Linked DNA regions of Mus musculus: all the other regions are linked to region 3. Evidence: chromatin loops called from intact Hi-C (ENCODE). Cell type or tissue: heart. All regions are shown on one strand. Links, peaks and the distances in the headings refer to the core of each region. The heading gives the core; the rest is flanking DNA.

Region 1 (7,555 bases), core at 1,334-6,333, 220 kb after region 3:
GAGGTAGGGACCACCTCGGGCCATTGGAAGCTGGAAAGCACTAAGGGACTCTCCCCTAGAGCCTCAGAGCAGCAGGGTCCACTCCTGTCATTTGGTCCTGGCCTGTTCCAGTGTGAATGGAGGAAAAAAATAAAATAAAATAAAATAAAAAACTCTGTTTCAAAACCATCACCCCGTGCTGATTTGCTGTGGTAGATCTAAAACCAAATTCTGCCCCCTACTAGGTAACATGGCTAGAAGTTTCTAGAGCTTTGAAGTTTCTCAGAGCTTGGAGCTCTGAAAGTCTTGAAATTAATTAAACCTTGCCCAGAGGGTAGTTCTAGGTCTGACCAAAAGGTGTTAGGTGGAGGCTAAACCCTTCCAGTGGGGAGAGAGGAGCCGAGCGACCCCATTCCTTCCAGTTGCTCAGAGAAGGCACTCTGCCCAGAGCTGAATCTTTCTACCCGGCAGCTCCAGACAGGCTAAAAGACACAAATCCCATCCAAAAGACACCACTCTACCAAAGCAGGGAAATTACCATGAGCGTGGCGTCTGCCTTTCTCAACTTCTCCCTTGTAATTGATTTTTTTTCCGGGGTTTTCTCCCCACTCCCCAAAATCTCCCGTTTCCCTCCTGCGGGGGTGGGGGCTGGGGGTGACGCAAGGGCTAGGGTGGGAGGGAGATGACGGATACCTTTGCCCCATCGGAATGGATAGCACTCTTCCCCTCCTCCTTCCCCCTCCCCAGGACACAGCTGGAGGGGGGAGGGTAGGTCAACCGGGTTCATAAAGGCCAGATGTTAAGGAAAAAAGAGCCAAAGCGCCCACCCACCCCATCCCTTCCCTCTTCGCCCCCCACCCCGGGGAAAGGGGAGAGCTCTGAAAAGACTTTTGAGGTCCAAGAGTTTCTCCCCAAGAATTTACTCTGTGCAAACGATAAACATTTTTACAAAGCATGGTCACCAAAAAAAAAAAAGAGAGAGAAACACACAAACACACGTCCTTCCCAGTGTCACGTGGGAACACTTGCATCAGGTAGACACAAGGGCCATTAGAGCCCTCAGTAGCCGGCAGCTCTCAAAAGCACGTGCTCGCAGCATAACTCACCTACCCTGAACCTGATCACTCGGTGTAGAGAAAGCCACTCCACCCTTCTGACTAAAGGAGTCAGTCCTGACTGGGGCGTGGTCCAGGCCTAGCTCCTCTCAGTCCGGAAAACAGAACCTCTGACCCCAAACCTAATCCCCCAGGCCCTGCCCCCTTCTGATCCATCAGATCCCTGTCAACTCCCTAAATGCCTGAGGCCAAGAAAGGTTTAAGGTAGCTCGCCCAGCACAGGTTCCCTCCACGCCCCAGAGACCGCTTTCACTTGCCTTCCTCCAGTCTGTTTTGTACCCACCCGTGTTGGGTGTCTTTAGTATGCTTTCAAATTAGCCTTCTACCTACCCACCCGCCCCCATCCCATTCATAAATCGGAGGCAAGGACCTCGAAAGACTTGTTTGGTCTGATTTTATTGATTTATTCCATCTTCCATCATTTTCCCCGGGAGTTTTTGGCTCCTTCCCCGGGCAAAGCCAGCCTTGGGCCACACAGCATGGCCCTCTTCCTCCTTTCCTCTCAGAATGTGAGGAGAACGCTGAGGCTGGAGGTCTCTTTCCTTCATCCAACCTTCCGGCAAAGGGAAACTCCAAAACTGGACAAAAGGGTAAAGTCTGCTGGCTGGGACTGAAGATCTTGACAAGGGAAAATCACCTGAACTTGGGGAGGGGGAGGACTACGGAGAGAAAAGAGGGAGGTGTAAAGGGTTAAAGGTCTGGGCAGTGGGGGGTGGGGGATGCCCCCAGGGAGCTGTCAATCACCTTCAAACCCCAACCACAGCCCCCACACCGCTAAACTGACCCTCATTCAAACATGGAAACAACCGGTTTGTCCATCACCAAGGTCCGTCCCTCTGTCCCTTTCTTTTGGTCTTCGGGCCTTAGCCGCTGTGCTCCCCTGCGGTGAAGGCTCTGCCCGCCCGCAGGGAGGACGGAGATGGTCACTAAGCTTTCTGCAGGCTTTCCCGGACGCCAGTCCTTGGATCTTCCACAAAGATGAGTAGAAAGAGCATCAGCCGGACCTCTCGGGTGCTTGAAGATCACTGTCATTTGAGGTCCCGCGGGCCACAGCCCATAAAATGCAAAGCAAAGATCAGCCAAATTTCAGAATCGATGCTCCCTCCTGGAGCCCTCAGTCTGTCCGGGGAACCCAACTTGCCCCCGGGTAGAAGAGGTCCGACGCTCATAGTTCTTCCAAGTTGACCCACCAGGATTTGAGACCCGGGGGCTCAGGGACAGCGGGTCCTCCCATCTGCCACTTCCACAGCGGGTGGGCAGGCGGCGGCTTGGCGTCTCCCTGGAGGCGAAGCGAGGAAGCCGGCCCTAGGTCTCCGTTCTCTTCCACCACCAGAGCTGGGGGACAGGGGAAGCAGTCAAGGAGGCTGAAGGTGCTCGATGTAGGAAGCGTCGGGACGGGCCGCCGTGGCTGCACACTGGGCGGGGGCGGCGCTGGCCGCCGTCGTTTCTTGGCTGCTCCACGGGCTTTGGCCGCGGGCCGTTCGGGCCCTCGGCGCAAACTTGGAGTGTCCAGGGCGAACCCCTTCGCGTAACACCAAAGTTTCGAGCGGCGGATCAGGCGGTTGAAATGTTCCTGGCGGAGATCGCGGGGCGGGTCCGGTGCTGCGTCTGCCGTCGAGGGGCTGAGCGCGGGTGCCTCAGGCGCGGTCGGCGCAGGGTCTCCACCCCCTGGAGCCTCGGAGGCCGGCACAGGCTGCTCGGAAGGCGCAGGCTCCGGGGAGAGGCCCGCAGGTGGCGACGGAGGCGGGGAGCCGGGCTCAAGGGGCGGACTGCTAGCTGCATCAAGACCCCGGGCTGGCCTGGGCGGGGACCAGGCGGGGTTGGTCGGAGAGTCCTGAGGACGCAGGGGAGCAGGGCAGCGGCCCGGAGGTGCGCAGGAACCAGCGCCGAAGTGCGGGAAGCCGCCTCCGCCCTCTTCCTCCTCTCCACCGCCTGGGCACACCGCGACGTCTGCATCCTCGCGGGCCGGGGAGCTCACGTCGCTCGGCCGCCCGGCCTGTCCCCCGAGGTGCTTCAGGCCGTCCGCGGCCCAGCCTCCTGTGCATGGCGAGGCCGGGGGGCCCAGCAGCACCGGGGTCCGCGGCGCCAGCTCTCCAGGCCCCAGGCCCAGGGAGGACGGCCGGGGTTTGGCAAGGGCGCAGAAGGCGAGGGCACGCAGGCACAGTGGGGAGAACTCTGGGGTCCCCCGACGCGGCTTCAGGGGCGTAGGCGAGCAGGGAGACCCCCGCGGGGAAGCGGGCACTGCCAGGCGGGGAGGAGGACACAGAGTCTCCATGGAGCAGCCTTGGGGGTCGCCCACTGCGGGGGCCCTGGTCCCAACGGCGGGATACCCCGGCGGCCCGAAGAGCCTGCGGGCCAGGGGAACATCGCCCCCCGTCGACGGGGAGGTCTGTGCTCACGGGCGTCCGGGGCCCACCACCAAGAGCCCGCGGCGGCGCTCCGGCTCTCTCCTCGGTATCGTCACGCGGCCCTCGCCGCGGCCGGACTCCTGGGTCCCCGCGCGTCCCCGGTGCGATCGGTCGCGCTTCCTGCCGCCGCGTTCCCGGCGCAATGCCCGGCACGATCACCCCTCAACGCCGAGGCGGGGGCAAACAAAGCAGCCGGCGCTCGCCGCCGGCGGGAAGGACCCCGGCCCGGCGCCCGGTGCCCGGGCCCAGCGGCGGGGAGGGCGCCTTCCGCCCTCTCAGCTTCTTTCTTCCCCGCTGGCTCCGGAGACCGCGTTATAGAGAACTGCCCCCTCGCTGCCCCAATACCAGCGCCGCGGCTGCGAGCCCGCCTCTGATTGGGCGCTGCTGCTCTGACGTCACGTAGACCCCACCCCTCTGGCGGCACGGCCCCCGTCCCCATTCCGCACACAGACACACACACGTGGACCCGGAGCTGCTGGGCTGGAGGGCGGAGAGCAGGGACGCGTGGATCTAGGCGCGCGCGGGTGGAAGTGCGAGGGGCCAGACGCACGGCTCCTGGTGGCCTGTTGATGGCCTGGGATCGTTTTAGCTGGTCGCAGGTCCAGTCACTTGTTTACCCAGTAGAAGTCGCGGTTTTTCCGCATCTGTAAAATGGGAAAGTTTGTTTCAGCCCTTTGGAAGAAAATGGTGCTCCGTGAATTCAGAGAGACAAACTCAAAACCAACGTAGAGGAAAAAGATGAAGCCGAGCGTCGGTGGCTTAAGAGCTTGGTGTAGCAAGGAGTCGCTTGCTAAGAGTGTCCTGTGGTCTTTGCTCAGGGCCGGTAGAACAGGGGCCTGGCACTCGGGAACTCAAAAGCAAACAAAAACGCTTGTAGAGTGAATGATTAGGAATTCGCTATATATGTGCAAGATTCATAAAAGAAAAAAATAAATTTGGAGAAAGGGGAGCTTCGACACACCCACGGAAGACAATAAGCTGACTTTCTCTCCGTACTTGTTTCCTTTTCTTGGTGAAGTATGGAAGTGCCCCACATCTTAACGGAATTCCAACGCGCTGGCACCGTTGGGAGCCTCCAGATCCCAGGACTCGACCATCTGGATCCTGAGCGACCTGAATGGGTGGAAAAGACCAAAAACCTTACTCTCCATCCACAAACAAAAAGTGAATAATTTCCAGAACATGCTCTGATAATGTACACATCTCTCACATCTCTTCCCCTCTAGTTCCTACACAGCCTGCTCATTTGTGAAACTGGCTTGTTCCTTAGTGCTGACCTCTCCTCGGAGTCTAGAAAGAGCTGGTGCCCTGGCTGCACAGTCGAGCCCAGCGGCCAGTAGAGCATCCAGTCTTGATCACTGCTATATCCCTACTGCCCAAACGGCACAATAAACATTTGTGAGTCTTTGGGCTATTCATCGTCATCCTAAAATCAGGTTAGAAACAGCTGCTTTTCATCTGCAGAAGTACACGAGATTTATATGTTGGCTTGGACTAGGGGTAGGATGAGACTGAGGGATACAGATTTTTCTTCTGAGCCAGGGCAAAAGAAAGCTCTCCCTCCCTCGCTGATAGGGTCTCACCCACCATGTGGCCTGGAACTCCAGCGTCTGGCTTCACCCTCCCGAGTGCTACACTTAACATGTACAATCGCTTTTTCTGTACCAGGACAAATGATGCAGCTTGCATCCTCATCCTCCCAGCGGTGACAATAGACACACTGTTTTTCTAAATAACATCAAACAAGACCTGAGAAGAAAGGGATGGGAGGATGGGCCCCCCCCCCCCCCACACACACACCCTTTCCTTGGCAGAGACCCAAGGTAAAGCTTCAAAGTGGGACTTACTGATGAAGAGGGTTCAATATTCTGATCTCCCACTTCCCCTACCCCAGGTTTCCTCTAAGGAACAGCTGTCATGAAGTGGGTGGGTCCCTCTGGGGTCCTGCCAGGTCACATGTTTGAACTGGATCTAACCTCCAGGCTCCTTTGCCCATAGAGCCCTCACCCTACTTTAATCTCTCTCTCTCTATCTGGAAGACATTATAGAAGGTGGGTGATCTGCACTAGGGAGGGGGTTGGAAGCCTTAGCAGGATGTTTTTGGCTTAGAGAGAGAGACATCTAACTCCATGCTCTTCTCTAGGTTCTGTGACAGATGTCTGAGATCAGCCTTGGCCCACTGCAGGAGCTTGGCCTGGGAGGCTCCTTTCTCTTCCCCGTTTTCTGGTGTCTCTCGAATTTGCAGCCCTGCACCCAGCACGGTGTGGATCTCTGTGTGAATAAATCAGGGAAAATTATATAACAATGCAGCTCCCAGGCTTCTCCCTTCTCCCACTCCAAAGCTGCCAGCTCCCCAACCCTGAGATAAGGGTTTTAATGAAGGGGTCAACACGGTTAAAGAGTTCTCCCCTGGAGGAGAAATTCCCTCCACCTTCCCTTCCCGGAATACATGGAAGCAGTTAAAAACACTGTGGGGAATGGGTATATGCCACAGTTGAAATGACCCGACGTCAAGGTACCATCTTTTTCAGAAGACTTGGTGGGGGCGGCTATGATTGCCCAGATACGCTGTGTCTCAACGTCCCTTTCAGAAAATGGGACAACTGTGCTTTTCTCACAATATCAACAGCAGGGCTGAACGCGAAGTTTCCCAGCACCAATCCCCTCACGTGGGCCGACCCAACTGCTGCACTTCCCACAGTGAACAGTAGAGGGCACTCGCCCCCATCCTCCGCCTACCACAGGATGGGTGGCTGCTTCCCCTACAGACACAAGCTGGGTGCGAGGAACTGTTTGACGCCACTCCAGAGGGAAGGACAAAAGAAATAGGAAAGGCCCTTGGGGGGGGGGGGAGGTGGCTAGCCCAGAAGACAGTTCTCCTTCGAAGCCCATCTAGTTCTTAACCAAGGGAGAAGGGAGCATGTTCAGGGATTTTGAAGGGAGGGGCCTCCCAGGATCTCCCAGGGTAAACTTTTTCCTTGAACTGTCCTAGCCTTCCAGGCCGAACTTCCCAGCATTATTTTTTTTAAGATTTATTTATTTTATGTATATGAGCACACTGTAGCTGTCTTCAGACACACCAGAAGAGGGCATTGGATCTCATTACGGATGGTTGTGAACCACCATGAGGTTGCTGGGAATTGAACTCAGGACCTCTGGAAGAGCAGTCAGTGCTCTTAACCGCTGAGCCATCTCTCCAGCCCCACTTCTCAGCATTTCGTGTTTACTAATCTGTAAGAATTCTGCTACTTATTGCCCAGATCTGCTCTTCTAGCACAGACACTGTTTCTTGGTTTGTTCAGTTCCGTGACAATTGGTAGCCTGTGCTAGCTACAAACTCCAGATCCTCCTGCCCTGAACCTTCAAAGTAGCTGGGATTATAAGTGTCTACCACCACATATACTTTGTTTTTAAATTTATTTTTGTGTGAACGTATGGAATGTTCCTGTATATTCAAAGGCACATGACTGTGTACGCACATTGTCAAAATCAGAGGTCAGCCTCCACTGTTGTTCCCCAGGAGCCTTCCGCTTTTTGAAATTTTTGCTTTTTTTGTTTTGTTTTGTTTTGTTTTTTTTCGAGACAGGGTTTCTCTGTGTAGCACTGGCTGTCCTGGAACTCACTTGTAGACCAGGCTGGCCTAGAACTCAGAAATCTGCCTGCCTCTGCCTTCCAAGTGCTGGGATCAAAGGCGTGTGTCACCACTGCCCAGTGAAAATTCTGCTTATTTTTTTTAAATTTATGTATTTATTATATGTAAGTACACTGTAGCTGTCTTCAGACACTCCAGAAGAGGGAGTCAGATCTCATTATGGATGGTTGTTAGCCACCATGTGGTTGCTGGGATTTGAACTCAGGACCTTTGGAAGAGCAGTCGGGTGCTCTTACCTGCTGAGCCATCTCACCAGCCCCCAATTTTGCTTATTTTTATGTAGTTATATGTTACACCTTGGTTTTGAGATAGGGTGTTTCTTCGGGCCCTGAGGCTTGAGGATCAGGAGGGGATGGCTGGTCAGTCAGTGGGTCCCAGGAGTCAACCTGACTCTACCCTCA
Region 2 (7,555 bases), core at 1,334-6,333, 61 kb after region 3:
TCTTTTTTTTTTTTAAATAGCCGAAAGAAAGCATTTCCTTTGGTCATGCCAAAATGTGCTCTCATCTCACAGATTGGTCCTTGAGGCCACCAACTACCCTCATGGAGCCATGGTCTCCTTCCTGGGGGCCAGTCACCTTGCCCCCTAAGCCTTCTCTCACCTTTCAGTCTCCCTAGTTATTTGATGAAGTCCCTGTGTCCTAGTGTGTGGGTGTGGCATTGAATGTGTGGGACCCTTCTGACCTCCTTCAGCTGACCCCAGCTCTCTTTGCCATTGTTCATCCCAGAAGACAGTGTTGCAGCTCCCAAAACCCCCTGGGGCATCAATATTATCAAGAAGAACAAGAAGGCCGCCCCGAGGGCATTTGGAATCCGGTTGGAGGAGTGCCAGCCTGCCACCGAGAACCAGGTGGGTCCCCACAGTGCTCGAAGCAGGCAGCACCTAGGAGACCTGGGTAGGGGACCAGAGCTGTGAGGATGTAGCGGCTGCCCGTTCCTCATGTACACAGCCAGGTGGCTGCCGAACTGAGGTCCGCCCTGGTTTGCACCTTCTGAGTCGGTGGCTCATATTAGTTCTGACCCTTAGATGGAGGCCGTAAAGACTTCATCTCCTCGGGTGTCCTGGTAGCAGCTCTGGTCTTAATTCTCTACCACTTAGCCTCCTACCCCAGCCATCTCCCTAATCCCTCTCCCATGTCTGTGCTCCTAGCGTGTCCCCCTGATCGTTGCTGCCTGCTGCCGTATTGTGGAGGCCCGGGGGCTGGAATCAACTGGCATTTACCGGGTACCTGGCAACAACGCAGTGGTGTCTAGCCTGCAGGAGCAGCTCAACCGTGGGCCAAGTGACATCAACCTGCAGGATGAGGTGGGTGTGGCTCGGCTGCTGGTGGAGTCCAGGAACTGCCTGGTTGTACTCACCATGTTCTACTCTGCTTGTCACTGGGCCAGAGTGTCCAGGTGGCAGGAGAAAGCCTGCCTGCCCAGTCAGCAGGCCCAGTGGGCACCTCCCCAAGGATGGCCCAAAAAGAAATGGAGCCCTGGCCTGCTGGGTACTGAGACAGAGGCAGCTGTTTTGTTTTGTTTTGTTTTGTTTTGTTTTGTTTTGTTTTGTTTTGTTTTGTTTTGTTTTGTTTTGTTTGAGAGGGTCCTCTATGTAGCCCAGGCCTCTGCCTTCCAAGAGCTGGGATTATAGATATGTGCAGTGGCAAGGCAGCTGTCCTCCCTGGCTAGGTGACAGTTTTGCATGAGCACTTAGGACGGCCCAGTTCTCTCAGCTAAAATCAAATACAAATACGGGCAGAGAGAGGGCTGAACACTTGCTGGGAATTGAACTTCCAAGAGAGCCAGCTAGTGAGCATTTTTTTAGGCCTCCTGCTGCTCTTCCTGCCTCCCCCGCTCTCCTCTGCATCCTCATCCTGCCCACCCTCTCTCCTTTCTACAGTCCTTTAGCACCAGGCAAAATGGGCTGCATTCCATGGGCCGCTGAGGTTCAAAGATCCCTGGCCTGGTGGAAGAGGGTGCGCCTTGCTTTCAAGGTGGCCGGCCACCAGTGTGTAGCCTGGAAAGAGAGGCTGAAGCTGAGAGCAGACTGTAGCTGCTGACACACTGCACCAAAGAGTGGGTAGTATGCCTGGCAGTTTTCAAATGATTCCTGGAGTCTTAGGTTCCCAGAGGGGCTTTGAAGAGGCCACACTCAAGTCAAGACCCCTTCCTTTGCTGGATGGAGGGCCACCCTGCTCTGCTCTGAACTTTTCACATCTATTCGTTTATTTGCTGGGGGCTCCACACAGACTTTGTGTATGCTGTGGTGCACGTGTGGAAGTTGGTTCTTTCTTTCCATCATGTGCGTCCCGGGAGCAAACTCGGCTTTGGGCTTGGCACAAGCACCTTTACCTGAGCGCCTCTCTCACTAGCCCACCTTGGATTTTTTTTTAAGATTTATTTATTATTATTCATTAGTACACTGTAGCTGTCTTCAGACACACCAGAAGAAGGTGTCAGATCTCATTACGGATGGTTGTGAGCCACCATGTGGTTGCTGGGATTTGAACTCAGGACCTTCGGAAGAGCAGTCAGTGCTCTTAACTGCTGAGCCATCTCGCCAGCCCCACCTTGGATTTTTGTGTTAAGATTTTATTTGACCAAAGGGGCTCTAATGCAAAGGGCTTTACAGGGGAAAGCCACGAATCTGGCTAGTGAAGCACCACAGACCCCAGGACCTGCCATTAAGCACTTGTGTATAAGAGGAGGGAGGGATTGCTGAGGGATGGAGCAGAGGCAGCCTCCAGAGTTCCTGAGGGTATAGGAGAGCAGGTGGGAGAGTTGGCAGGGAATGACAGCGTTGTTTGAGACTCGTGGAAGGGTTTGAGGGTTGGAAAAAGGTGGATACACTTTTTGTGTTTGGGGGTGGGGATGTAAGACCCAGGGGGAGTGATGGGTTTCTAAAGCTTTTGACCTTGAACCAGAGGACTGTGAGGAACTTTTGGCAGATCTGGGGGGAGCACTGCCGAGGGTAGGGTGTGAGCGAGAGCGATGCTGAGGTTTTGTGGAGAACTGAGAGTGCAAGCCCGGGAGCAGAGGGGGAGGAAAGAAGCCCAGAGATGCTGGGGTCACTAATGGTCAGGATAACAGAGGGCCCTGGGTAAGTGGAGGCCGGGAGAGGGAGGAAGGACAGGCAGAGAGACCAGAGGGAGGACTGGTATCTGTGTGAGGAACAGGTTGGCTTGAGGAGAAGCTGAAGGAGATGAGTCAGATTGTGGCCCTACTGCATTTGGGATGATGGCACATCACCTATGTGGGTTGACAGTATCCTCAGGCCCTGACTAAGTGAGGTCATGTGACAGCCTGGGACCAAGGGAAAAGGCAGACTGAGACCAGCTTGGAAGGGCAGAAAGACAGAGCTCTTAGGAAGCTGGTGTGGGAGCAGACCCTATCAGAGAAGACCAGACAGAGGCCGTGCTCAGAGGGAGAGGAGAGGTGCTCAGCCCTCAGGGAGGAACTGAGAGGGACCTGTAGGAACCGCCTCCGACCGGGTCAGCATTCAGTGAAACACATCAGCTCGCCTTAGCCAGGAAGAAGAGAGGCCAGAGTTGGAGGGGTGGCTGGCCTGACCAGGCTCAGTGTGCTGGCTGCAGCTTAGTAGCGGGTATCACTCGCACAGATGTTTTAATCAGTGCTTTGGTGAACTGTGGGACGTGAGTACTGTGTATGCGCCCATGGAGAGGGTGATGTTGGGCACTCTGGCACAGAGCTGAGGCTCTTTGTGATGAGTCTGTGTCTCCTACACCTGTGTCTCTGCTGACTTGTTTCCTTGCTCTCTGGGCAGTTCTGAGACAGGAACTCAGAACTAGAGCATAAGCCTAGCACCTAGCTACGGCATGTAGGGTGTTGGTGCCCCCTGGTGGACAGAGTGAACTGTCTCTTCCCGTAATTATTAGAGCAGATTCTCTTCCCTAGCTCAGTGACCATTTGAGGCAAATTAATCATGCATTGAGGTGTGCGTGTGGTAGTGTAGTGGAGGAAATTTAGCGCCATCCCTGGCCATATCCTCCCACGTATGTGGTGCTCCCTCAGCCCAGATGGGAAAGCCAAAATAGCCCGCCTGGAGACTCCGAGCAGGTAAAAGTGTTTGCCAAGCAAACCTGATGGTGAGCTGACACTAACTCAGCACCCACGGAGGAAAGAGGGGACTGACTCTGAGACTATGTCCTCCGACCTCCCCACATGCACAGGTCCCAAACGCCCTGATAATAAAGAAGGGCAGAGAGAGGGTTCACTGAGCAGGTCCCAGGACCCATGGTCATGCCGAATGGGTATGGTAGCTCACCTGTAGTTCCTGTCTTCAGAAGGTGGGGACAGGATCCCCAGAGCAAACTGGCTAAGGAGAGTAGCCACCGTGGTGTGCTCTGGGTTTGATGGAGACACCCTGCCATATTGAATAAGGTGGAGGAATGGTAGAGAATGATCAGGCCGAGCATGTACACTCCGATCCTCATGCTCACATGTATACACACACATGAAAATGGGAGACCCTTGGGGGACAAAAATCACCCCACACTTAGCTCATTTGGATCCCGGCCCCTCAGAAGGCAGTCTCCTGGGAGATAATGAAGAAGCGTCGGGAAGAATGTCAGAGTGTGATACAGATGACGCCGTGGTGGGATTCATGGGTGGCCGCTTGGACTTTGGCAGTGAGGCAGGGTGAGGAGGCGTTCCTGTGCAGGGCAGGGCTAGAGAGTTCCACTAGGGGACAGCATGTGCACAGGGCCTGGGACAGGAAGGAGTTGGCACGCAAGCCCTGTGCTGTGGACCCTTGGGCTTTGTGTGATGTGGCTGCTCAGAGGATCACTCCTAGCTGGGGAGAGTCAGGAGGAGGTGCTGGGCCTGGTACTTACAGATACACTGGAGATGTCCAGGCATACTTATGTGGGGTAGCTGTACTGATGTCTGTTCCCCACCCTTGGGCCCTCTTGCTTCTTGTGGGGGCAGTATTGAGCCCACTGAGCTGTCTGTAGTCAAGTATGTGTTCTGACAGGCATGGAGGCCTGGGGACTTGGTGGCCTGGCTGGTCCTAGAGCGTGTATGGACATGGGAATGTGGGCCCCTGGGATCCTGTCTGTGTCCTGACGTCTTCGTTCCTCCTTAGCGCTGGCAGGACCTCAATGTCATCAGCAGCCTGCTCAAGGCTTTCTTCCGCAAGCTGCCGGAGCCTCTTTTCACTGATGGTGAGTAGTGGGTGGCGTTGGGAGGGGCATCCTATCCACTCCCTTCCCCACCATTCCTGGCCACACACACTCTCTCTATTTGGGTTGTTGGTTTTAATTTTACAAGTATTTATTTTATAAGTAATTTTTATTATATTTAAAACACCAAAGATATTTGTGTATGTGAAATACCAAGCCTGCCCATCTGTCCATCAGTCCTGACTCCATCCTCCCTTGCTGAGGTCATGACCATGCTCCGAACAGTCTCTGTAGCCTAGCACTGCCCCCTGTAACAGTCCCTGAGCAGGGACTGTTATCAAACTCCTTCGTGGGCCGAGACACGGACTCAGAGGGGTAAAGTGACTTGCTAAGGTCACCCAGACTGTGTGCGGCACAGCCACATTCCACCTCAGACTTCCACAGAAACCCGTCTCAAGCCCATTATTATCAGTTTGAGCAAGTGTAGCAGCGCATGCCTCCAATCCCAGCACTCAAGAGGCTGCGGCAGGAGGATGATGTTTTTGAGGCCAGCCTGGGCTACGTAGAGAGCTATAAAACAAAAGTCTGTTTCAAAATCGAAATTACAAGTAGTGTATAGTAGCTATACCTTTAGCCTCAGTACTCGGAAGGCAGAGGCAGACGGATCTCTGTGAGTTCGAGGCCAGCCTGGTCTACACAGAGAGTTTCAGGATAGCCAGGGCTACACAGAGAAACCCTGTCTCAAAATTCAACACAGAACAAAAATCATGCACAGACAAAGCAGTTCTGTCAACCTGTTGTGTTTCTTTCCTGACCTTCCCACTGTGAGGCTATGGGTGAGACACCCAGACCAACCCAGGGCGGAGTGACGGTTGGAGCTTAGTGATGCGCTGATGAATGTTGACAACTGGCCCTGCGGGAGAAAAAAGTCCCAGGGTGTTACATTTTCCAGTTTCTGTGGTGTGAATACTCTCACTGTGACGTACTTCAAGCCACTGGCATGGTATTCCCAACACAGACAGGAGAGAGATCTCCATTGTGTCTGCACAGCCAGTATGAGCAGGTCGCAGCTTCCCTGCTGAGAGAAATACAGTCAGAAAAAGCCATGCTTTCCAGATGGCTTCTCTACTGATGGGAATTTAGATGGGCTAAAACTGGGCGGTGCCCCTCCTTGAATCTGCCCTTACAAGCCTGGACCTGTGCTGGAGGCTTAGGTGTGGAGCGGTAGGTCAGTCTCCTATAAGGGCTGGTGTGGCTTTCACAAGGAGGAGGCCGAATTCATATTCACACAAGCAAGTGTGCAAGTATGTCTCTGTCACCTTTTCAATTATATATATCTCCCCACCCACCCCCACCCCCTGAGACAAGGTTTCTCTGTGTGGCCCTGGCTGTTCTGGAGCTCACTCTGTAGACAGACTGGCCTCCAACTCATAGATCATCTCCCTCCCCACTCCCCCCGCCGAGTGCAAGGATTAAAAGTGTGCATCACCATGGCCTGGCTTATTTTTATTTATTACGTTTTATTTATTTGGTGGGGGTGGGGGTGGGGCAGGGGTGCATGTGCTATTTGTGGAGGTTCTTGTCTTCCAACCTGTTGGTCTCGGGGATTGAACTCTGGTCCTCAGGCTTGGTAGCGGATGCTCTATCTGCCGAGCCAGCTCATCAGCTGCCTTATTTTGCTTACTTTTTTCTTTTGGTTTACTTATTTCATTTTGCTTGTGGAAGTGTTCTGCAGTCATGTATGTCTATGCTTAGTGCCTAAGGAGGTTAGAATAGGGTATTGGATCCCCTGGAACTGGAGTTACAGATGGTTGTCAGCCATGGGAATTGAACCTGGGTCCAAGGTCAACAGATGGCTGTTAACCACTGAGCCGTCTCTCCAGCCCCCTATTGCTTCATTTGAGACACTAAGTTACTCAGGCTGGCTTTGAACGTCTGACGGTCTCCTATCTGTCCCTGAGTATCTGGAATTCCAGGCAGGCATCGCCACACCTTGTTTGTAATTTTCTTCTTTTCTGCAGTCTGGGCATCAAGTACAGGGCCTTGCGCATTCTGGATATGCACACTGCCGCTGGACGGCAGCCCTGGCTTAGTTATTAGTGCTTGGAGCCTTGATCATCAGGAGGGGGATGGTCTCGTGGTTGTTTCAGTGCCTTGCCCTCCTTTCAAGGGAAGGTGAGGCTTTTTGTTAGTTTTCTGGCTCTATGTAGAAGTCAGGCCGGGGTTCTCCCTCCCAGCCCCATGCTCCCAGAAATAAGGCTCAGACTCAAAATATCTTTACAAATACTCTAGCCATATAGCTCAGCCCTTCTCTGACTGGATCATAACTTAGTATAGGCCAGTTACTTGAATCTACATTCTGCCACGTGGCTGGTTACCAGTGCTTAGGTACCATGGGCAAATTTCCCAACCTCGCTCTATCCAAGAAGTCTTTCTGCCTCCCGGATGTCCCACCTTCTACTCTACCCTTTCCTATAGGACATAGGTTAATTGACAGGTGATGCATCCCTATAATACACAAGAATTCTCTCTACAGCTCTGCCCATTTCCTCTGTCATTCATAGTATGCACCTATATTTTTATTGGGTCATCTTGTGTGCTCTTGATTTGTGGGAACAATTTTTTGTATATGATATACATTGAGCTTTGCTGGTCTTTGCAGTTATTTCTATAGCCCCACCCCTGACTTTTTATTTTTCTCTTAGACAAGGTCTTGCTATACTGCCCAGGCTAACCTCATACTTGAAACAATCCTCCTGCCTCAGCCTTCTGGGTGTTGGGGTTACAGGTGTATACCATCACAGGCAGCTGGCATTTCCCTTTGGACTTTTCAGTCTAGAAACTGAGAGAGAGCAGCATTTAAAATTATATTTA
Region 3 (7,555 bases), core at 975-5,974:
GGCGGGAGCGAGGGCCGGACCACGAGGGAGGGGTGCGGGCGCGGGAGCTCGGGGCGGGGCTGAGCTGGAGAAGAGGGATGGGGCCGAACCACACCGAGCTGGTGCACACAGGCACACGGCGCGCTCTCGGGGCACTCCCCCATCGCTGATAACCAGGGAAGCAAGCGCAGAGGGTGCACTCTGCACCCCTCCCTACATTTAGAAGCCCCCATCTCCAGTTGGGAAGGGAAGCCCCTAGACCTTGCTCGCTAAACCTAGGGCTGAGGGGCACGGGCTCTACAGATTGGAGGGCTGGCCATAGAACTCCGTTGTTCCCCAGGTCCCCACCCTCCAGTGGGACTTCAAGATACAGCGGCCCTTCCCCCTACGTGTCAAGGGACTTCTCCCAGCCTGTCTGCCTCTTCTCCCAGTTACAGCAGCTGCAGCAACTGCTGCCACCATTTCATGACAGTGAGAAGATGGGGTGGGCTAGAAGGCTCGCCACATGAGCCCCAAAGGCAGCACGGCAGCCTTGGCCAGGTGGGCGGCTGCTTGCCTCTTACCCAGGTTCCGGGCACGGGACTGGGGTGTGGGCTAGGCTTAGTGACCAGGGAAGGGCCCCTTGCTTGAGCTGTCACTCTTCAAGGAGCTCTGCGTATCCACCCACCCCCACCCCACCCCGAGTCTGACCAGTCAGGCCAGTGAGTAGGAGGCTCCGATTCTGGCCCAGAGCCCTAGCTCTAAGAGGGGCAGCGAAGGGTGAGGGTGGAGTGTCCGCTATGCCCCCAGCAATGCTGACTCTATAGGGTCCTTGGGTGGGGTTTGGAGTGGCAGAGTTGGCTTTTCTGTCATTAGATGAGCCGGGAAATGCTGAACCTGTCCATGTAACCGTCTTGTCCCTGCTCTGGGCTCCTTTCAGCTGCTTGCTGTGGGGTCTTGGACTCTTTAGGTCTCTCCCCTCCTAGTGAGCTCTGGTTCCCCACACTGTTGCAGAGGGGGTTCAGGCATGGGCTACCTGTGATAGTGAAGAGTCAGCAGATGGATGACCCTAAATTCCGGGAGGTTGGGTGGCATGCTGTGCTCTGGTTTTCTTTCCTGGGCTGGGCTGTGAGGTTTGGGGCGGGGTCATGGGTTGCTCCCGTCTCTAGGCCTGTTTGGCATCTTGGCCTTAATTTAAATGGCCAGTGGCAGCTCCCAAAGCACCAGGCCTGGTAGGGGGAAGGGGACACAGCCCCTCGTCTTGCTGTGTACTGATGGACGCACGGGAAGGGGAGCCACTAAAGGCCACTGAGTTCTTCAGTATAAAATCAGTTTTATGTTACATTATGAATTTCATGTTTTTCTTAAGGGGGAAAAGCTAGGGCTACTACTATTTCCTGTCTTTCACAGCCCCACCCAAGTATGCCTCCAGATGACCTATTTGCTCCAGCATCTTCATGCTCTTCCTCACCATGCCCACCACCGTGCCCCCGGGAGTGGGACAGGAGGCTGAATTTTCTTTCTTCTACTCATCCTTCTTTTTGGTGTCACCATGGAGCCTGGGCTGCATTCCCTAGTGCTGGTGTTACAGGAGTGTATGTATGAACCTGGCTTCAGGCCCATGGGACTCCTGACCTGGCTCCACAGAGCGCTGCTGGCAGTCCTGGGATGTTTGTCTCCAGGCCACTGTGAGAGCTGCCAGCAATAGAGAGGGATAGCCTCTGTTGAAGAGCAAGGCTACTCAGCCTGGAGCCTTCCAAATGTAAGCACACTCTTGTGATGGGCGCAGTGTGCGGTGATTCCTGGTTCGGAGTGGAGGTGCCAGCCTGATATGTCTAAGACCTTGGGGTACTCTACACCCAGTGCCCTGCCAGCCTCTCTGCCAATGGCTGGTGTTCAAAGCTGCCCGGAAGCGTGGTGGTTCCTAAGGGGTGTTTCCGAAACCAGAGCTGCAGCAGCAGCAGCTCCTATTTTAAGTTTCCCATGTGCTGAGCCCCCTTGTAAATCAGAGAATCCTTTTATAGTGCAAGAGTCTCCCTGGTGTGTCTGCTTGGTATGTGTGGATTCTGGCATGTAGGGTTTCCTAAAGGGGAGCCTGTCTGGAATCTCTCCCAGGGGCTGGATTTGCCAGGTTCCCCCAATCTTGTGGCCAGCCCCGCCCCCTTTCCTCCCCAGTGGACTCCCCTCTTGCCACCCAGGGCTGGCTCAGGGCCAGACAAAGGAGATATAGGGGCAGCTGCTGGGGATTTCCAGACTGTCCAGGGGCGGAGGTGGGGGGAGTTAGGAGCCACCCACCCCTTTCCTCCTCTCTCCTTCCCTCCCTCTCTTTCCGTTTTCCTTGTCTCTCTGCCCCCCTCCCCTCTACTCCTTTCCTTCCCTGAAAGGAGGGCAGCCTGAGAGTGGAACAGACTCCTCCTATATGTGTGTGTGTCGGGGGGAGATGTTAGGGGGGAAAGCCGAGTCTGGGTCTCATATAGGACTTCAGGATCCCTAGTACAGAAAGGGTCTGGCCCCTCAGCCCCCACAATGGAGAGCAAGGTCAGACTTTGCTTGAGTCCTGAATCGGAGCTGGGAGAACCTCTTAGATTACTTAGCCTCTCTGAGCCTGTTTCCTCATCCACAGTGGACCTAATTATATCCATTTTACAGTGCTCTCATGGGGTTAAGTAAAATTAGATCAAAAAGACCATCCTCCGCACTAGACACAGTCCAGTTCCTCTCCCTTCCATCTTGGTGTTGCAAAGCCCTGCTAGCAGGTACCATGACCTCTGGGAGCTGTTGTTTAACATTGTGCTCAGCCACTTAGTCCATGGCCCAGTTAGGACCCTACTGATGGCTGATGACATACAATTAGGATCCAACTGAGTCCCCACCCCAGACCTCATCTCTCTGTGCCACCTCATAGGTTTTCCTAGCAGGCAGACAGTTCTGATGGAGCAGGTGATCTCTTCCTGCTGTGACACTTGGGCAGGTTTCATGTGACTACTGTCAACCCAGGGAAACTGCAGTCTCCTGTTCCAAGCCTGCTATCCAGGGTTGCTGGGCTAAGGACCCCAGCTGTTTGGCAAGTCCCTAATGCCTTTGGCCCGAACCTAGCCAGAGGTCTTTAGGCTTCCTTCCCAAGGTGTGTTTACCTTGGGATTTCTGCCACAGGGACAGGTGGCAGGGATCCCGGGGGCTGGCATCCTTTTGAATGAATGATATCCCCACTGACCCCTTTAAAAATACTTTGCGATGTCCTTCACCTTTAATCCCAGCACTCAGGAGGCAAAAGCAGGCTGTTCTCTGTCAGTTCAAGGTCACCCCCTAGTCTATATAGCAAGTTCCAGGCCAGCCAAGGGTACATAGTGAGACTGTCTAAAGAAACAAAACAAAACCACCAACCAGATGAACAAAAGGTTGTGGTCTGCTGAGTGGGTATGTGGGTTTGCCCAGGCCTGTGTCCCACCCCTTCACTCCTCCCTCTGCCTTTTATCAAAGGCCTTCAAGGGTCCAGGGTTGCCCCCAAGGCCACTTCCTTCTTTTCTAAGTGTCCAGCTTCACTCTTGTTTTGCTCAGGACAGAGATTGCCCCACTATTTCAGCACCATCCCAAAACATCCTTTGTGGGTCCATTACCCTCCCTAAAATAAGGGTTCCTTAAGGGATTGCATCTGCTGTTTAACCAAACTGCCCCGCCCTTCCATCACATTCAGTCCACGTGCTTTGGAGATGTAAAACTGTGTGTGGGGAGGGAAAGGTGGGGCAGTGTTTCCTTTGAGAGACCTCAGAGGATCTAGGAGCTGAAAGCCCGGGGTGCTAAAACCAGCTTTCCTATCTAGCCCTGCCTTCCTTTCTTTCTCCACCAGGGGGCCCTCGTTTTCTTATATTGGAAGGGCCGCTGCAGAGGCCAAGTTCATGGCCCTTTGGCCCTTTAATCCACCCGTCCATTTTACAGACAGTTCCCAACATATGGTAGCTTGAGAGACAGCTTCTTAATTTTTTTTTTTTTGAGACAAAGTCTTGTTATGTAGCCAAGGCTGACCTGGTACTTGAAGTGTTGACCAGACTAGCTTTAAACTAATTGACAACCACCTCCTACTGCAGCCTTCTGTGTGTGGGATTAAAGGTATATGCCACCACACCCAACTCAGTTTTCATGGTTTTGACTTCACCATAGTGTAAAAGCAATACAAATTCAGCAGAAACCACATAAAATAAGGTGTGGTGTACCCCAGGCTGGCCTAGAACTCTGTATGCAGCTGGGGATGGATGACCTTGAACTTCAAATCCCCTTCTCTCTACTTCCCCAGAGCTGGGGTTATAGCTATGCACTACCATGCCCAGCTTCCACAGATGGGACACAGGGTTTGATGTGTCCTAGGGGAACGCTCTTCTACCAACTAAGTTACATACTGTGCACTTGTAGTTCAGCTTTTGACCTCTGACCCTTTCCTGGGGTTATAAGGGGTTATAAGGCCCTGTCTTCGATGGCTGGGGTGGGGGGGGACCAATTTGAAGCCCTCAACCTATCGGGAATCAATCTGAAATCTGCACTGTTTGACTCAAACAGGGTGTTCTGCAGGATGGGCCTGGAATGAGCTATGTCGACCAGGCTGACCCAGAACAAGCGATATAGACCAGGATGGCTCAGAACTCACAGAGATCCAACACCTTCTGCATCCCAAGTTCTGGGATTGGACGAGAAATCTAGGATGGTTTTGATGGAAGTGAAATTGCACCCGAGTGTGGTGTTTTTCTTACAGCTCCAGGGTGTCTCAAGTCTGTCACTGAATGAGAGCCTCCCCTCCCTCTCTTGCATAGCCAGAGGATGGAGAAGGCCTTACTGATGCATGTTAAAGGATAAGGTGGAAGTGCAGAGAATGTAACTAGGCCTCAGAACTAGACAACTGCCTGATGAGAGGGACCGACGGGGCATCTCATCTCAGGGCTCCTGTGACATCCTGTGACACTGTAAATTCCTTGCCAACACAGGCCCAGGCCCAACACCAGGAGTCAGCCCTGTGGCGAGTTCTGTGTCCTCCTGGTCCCTGTGCAGCTCTGAGCTGCTTTTCTCCCATCTGCTCAGTCTCCTCCTGTGTGCCCACAGTCTCTCTCCCAGGCCTGTGCTTTTGAATGCTTGGTTTAATCTTTTTTGATTATATTGTATGTGAATGGGTGTTTTGCCTGCATGTGTGTCTGTGCACCATGTGCGTGTCTAGTGCCAGCGGAGACCAGAAGAGATCCTTCAGTCCCTAGGAGCTGGAGTTACAGATGGTTGTGAGCCACCATGTGGTTGCTGGGAATTGAACTCAGGACCTCTGGAAGAGCAGCCAGTGCTCTTAACCACTGAGCCATCTCTCCAGTCTTCCAATGTTGTTGCTTTCTTTTTTTTTTTTTTTTTTTTAAAGATTTATTTATTCACCATATGTAAGTACACTGTAGCTGTCTTCAGATACACCAGAAGAGGGAGTCAGATCTCGTTACGGATGGTTGTGAGCCACCATGTGGTTGCTGGGATTTGAACTCTGGACCTTCGGAAGAGCAGTCGGGTGCTCTAACCCACTGAGCCATCTCACCAGCCCTGTTGTTGCTTTCTTAACAAAACATTTACTGATGATTGTGTGTGTGTATATTTGTGAGCACATGCATGCATATACCTCCTTCTATGTACATGTGGAAGTCAAAAGACCAGTTTGCTCTTGATTTCGCCATAATAATCTGTGTATTAAACTCAGGCATTAGCTTTGGTGGCAAGTGTCTTAACCCGCTGCACTATTTTGCTTGTCCCTACATTTAAAACCACAACAACATTGTTTTAAAGGTATGTTTATTACATGCATATGGGTGTTTTGTCTGCACGCATGTCTGTGCACTCACCGCATATGTATGTGCCTGGTCCCTGTGGGGATCAGAAAAGTACGTCAGATCCCCTCGAACTGTACTTGTAGATGTGTGCAAGCTGCCATGTGGGTGCTTGGAACTGAACTTGGGTCCTCTATAAGAGCTGCTGATACATCTCGCCAGCCACCCTTAAAGTACATGTCCTAAAGATTGCTTTATTTACTTATTGAGACAGGGTCTCACTATGTAGCCCTGACTGTTCTGGAGCTCCATCTGTGGATCAGACTGGCCTCAGACTCATGGAGACTCAGCTGCCTCTGCCTCTTAAGTGCTGAGATTTAAGGCATGAACCACTACACCAGGCTACTTATTTTTATTTTAGGTGGATGAATGTTTTCCTGAATATATGTATGTGCCCCAAATTTGTATCTGAATCCCACAGAGGCCAGAAAAGGGGAGATGACTTTTAACTGCCAAGCCATCACTCCAGCCCCTCCCCCTCAAATTCTTTTTCCTTTTCCTTTCTTTTTCTTTTTCTTTTTCTTTCTTTCTTTATTTTTTTGAGGCAGGGTTTCATTATATAGCCCAGGCTATGCTCATACTTGCTGCCTAGAGTACGATGACTTCTGACTTGTGATCCTCCTGCCTCAGCTTCCCGAGTGCTGAGATCACAGGCCTGGGCCACCGTGGCTGACTCAGGATTCCTGTCCCATGCCTTCTCAGGGGCCTGCTGTCATCTGAGCTATCTCATCTTCCCACTCAAACAGCTGCCTGCCATGCCATGCCCAGGTGCCCTTGGATTGTCAAGTTGCCTGCCCTGCTCCCTGCCCCACCCCACTACCTCTCTTGCTCAGCTTCACCCTCTCCCTGAAGCCCTGCCTGTCTGCACAGTTTGACTTCCATTGGCTCCCAGTTAACTTACTAAGAATTCTCTCTGACCCACGTGATGCCACTTTCCTGTGTTTCTCTTCTGTCTGTCCCTAAAGGCTGGTGTTCCTGCAGGTACTGTCCTGCATATGGTCCCCTCATCCCCTTTCCCTCTAGGGGACTCTTGGGCTGCTTCCCCCGTCTCACTAGACTTCCTCAGTCAAGACTCTAACTCAAGCCAGTCTTCCAGAGAGGGACCACACCCAGGGTTTAAGCAGCCAGTAAATATTCCACCAAGTGTGGATTAAGTATGTAGACTCTGGAGCCCAGATGCCTGGGTTCAAATCCTGTGTGGGTTTGCATAAGATGCTTACTTAACGCATGCCCATAATCTTGATAGTATACTTGAAAAGCTGAAACAAGCGGATCATGAGTTCAAGGCTAACTTAATGAGCTCCAGGCTAGACCAAGCTTATAGGTTGAGGACCTGTCTAAAAACTAAAAAGCAGTCGGGCAGTGGTGGCGCATGCCTTTAATCCCAGCACTTGGGAGGCAGAGGCAGGCAGATTTCTGAGTTCGAGGCCAGCCTGGTCTACAAAGTGAGTTCTAGGACGGCCAGGGCTATGCAGAGAAACCCTGTCTTGAGAAACAAAACAAACAAACAAACAAACACCAAAACAAACAAAAAAGAAAGACTTATAGACTAACTTGTTTCACCCCAGGTCCAAGCCCCCCCTACCACCTAACTGTAATCCAAGTGTTACAATGCCTGGAGTTCCTCCATCTCCACACATGCATCAGTTCCTGTCCCCCTCTGCCCTTAGCTCCAGAGTTCCAAGGTACAGTGCCCCCCTGGCACAGGGTCCTTTCCTCCCAGAACAAAGGGTTGCCTCTATAAGGAGAGCTGA

What was found. Peaks named below come from ENCODE experiments on the same cell type or tissue, not always from the same donor. Only the 100,000 strongest peaks of a DNase experiment are listed, where the experiment ranks them.
Region 1: a loop joins it to region 3, with 2.6 times the contacts of the local background. A loop is called at or near these places in 8 of 42 quality-filtered maps.
Region 2: a loop joins it to region 3, with 7 times the contacts of the local background. A loop is called at or near these places in 24 of 42 quality-filtered maps.

What each region holds. Positions count from the first base shown.
Region 1 is chr11:97,625,913-97,633,467 of GRCm38, forward strand. Epop (elongin BC and polycomb repressive complex 2 associated protein) reads right to left here and starts at 3,804. Exons shown (of 1, transcript NM_175332.3): 1 at 1,475-3,804. The coding sequence starts at 3,369. The coding sequence ends at 2,260. In heart, for the core only: a CTCF peak has its summit at 6,210 (motif pointing right); DNase peaks (open chromatin) are centred at 2,849, 3,879 and 6,209; H3K4me3 peaks cover 3,816 bases; H3K27ac peaks cover 1,856 bases; H3K27me3 peaks cover 4,674 bases.
Region 2 is chr11:97,465,724-97,473,278 of GRCm38, forward strand. It overlaps Arhgap23 (Rho GTPase activating protein 23), which reads left to right. Exons shown (of 19, transcript NM_021493.2): 10 at 287-408; 11 at 709-864; 12 at 4,645-4,723. Among named protein-coding and RNA genes, the nearest start is that of Arhgap23, 19 kb to the left of the region's middle. In heart, for the core only: a CTCF peak has its summit at 3,399 (motif pointing left); DNase peaks (open chromatin) are centred at 3,098 and 3,308; H3K27ac peaks cover 1,147 bases.
Region 3 is chr11:97,404,607-97,412,161 of GRCm38, forward strand. It overlaps a transcript of Arhgap23 not described here. Among named protein-coding and RNA genes, the nearest start is that of Arhgap23, 42 kb to the right of the region's middle. In heart, for the core only: a CTCF peak has its summit at 3,798 (motif pointing right); DNase peaks (open chromatin) are centred at 1,615, 2,145, 3,025 and 3,785; H3K4me3 peaks cover 1,293 bases; H3K27ac peaks cover 2,197 bases; H3K27me3 peaks cover 322 bases.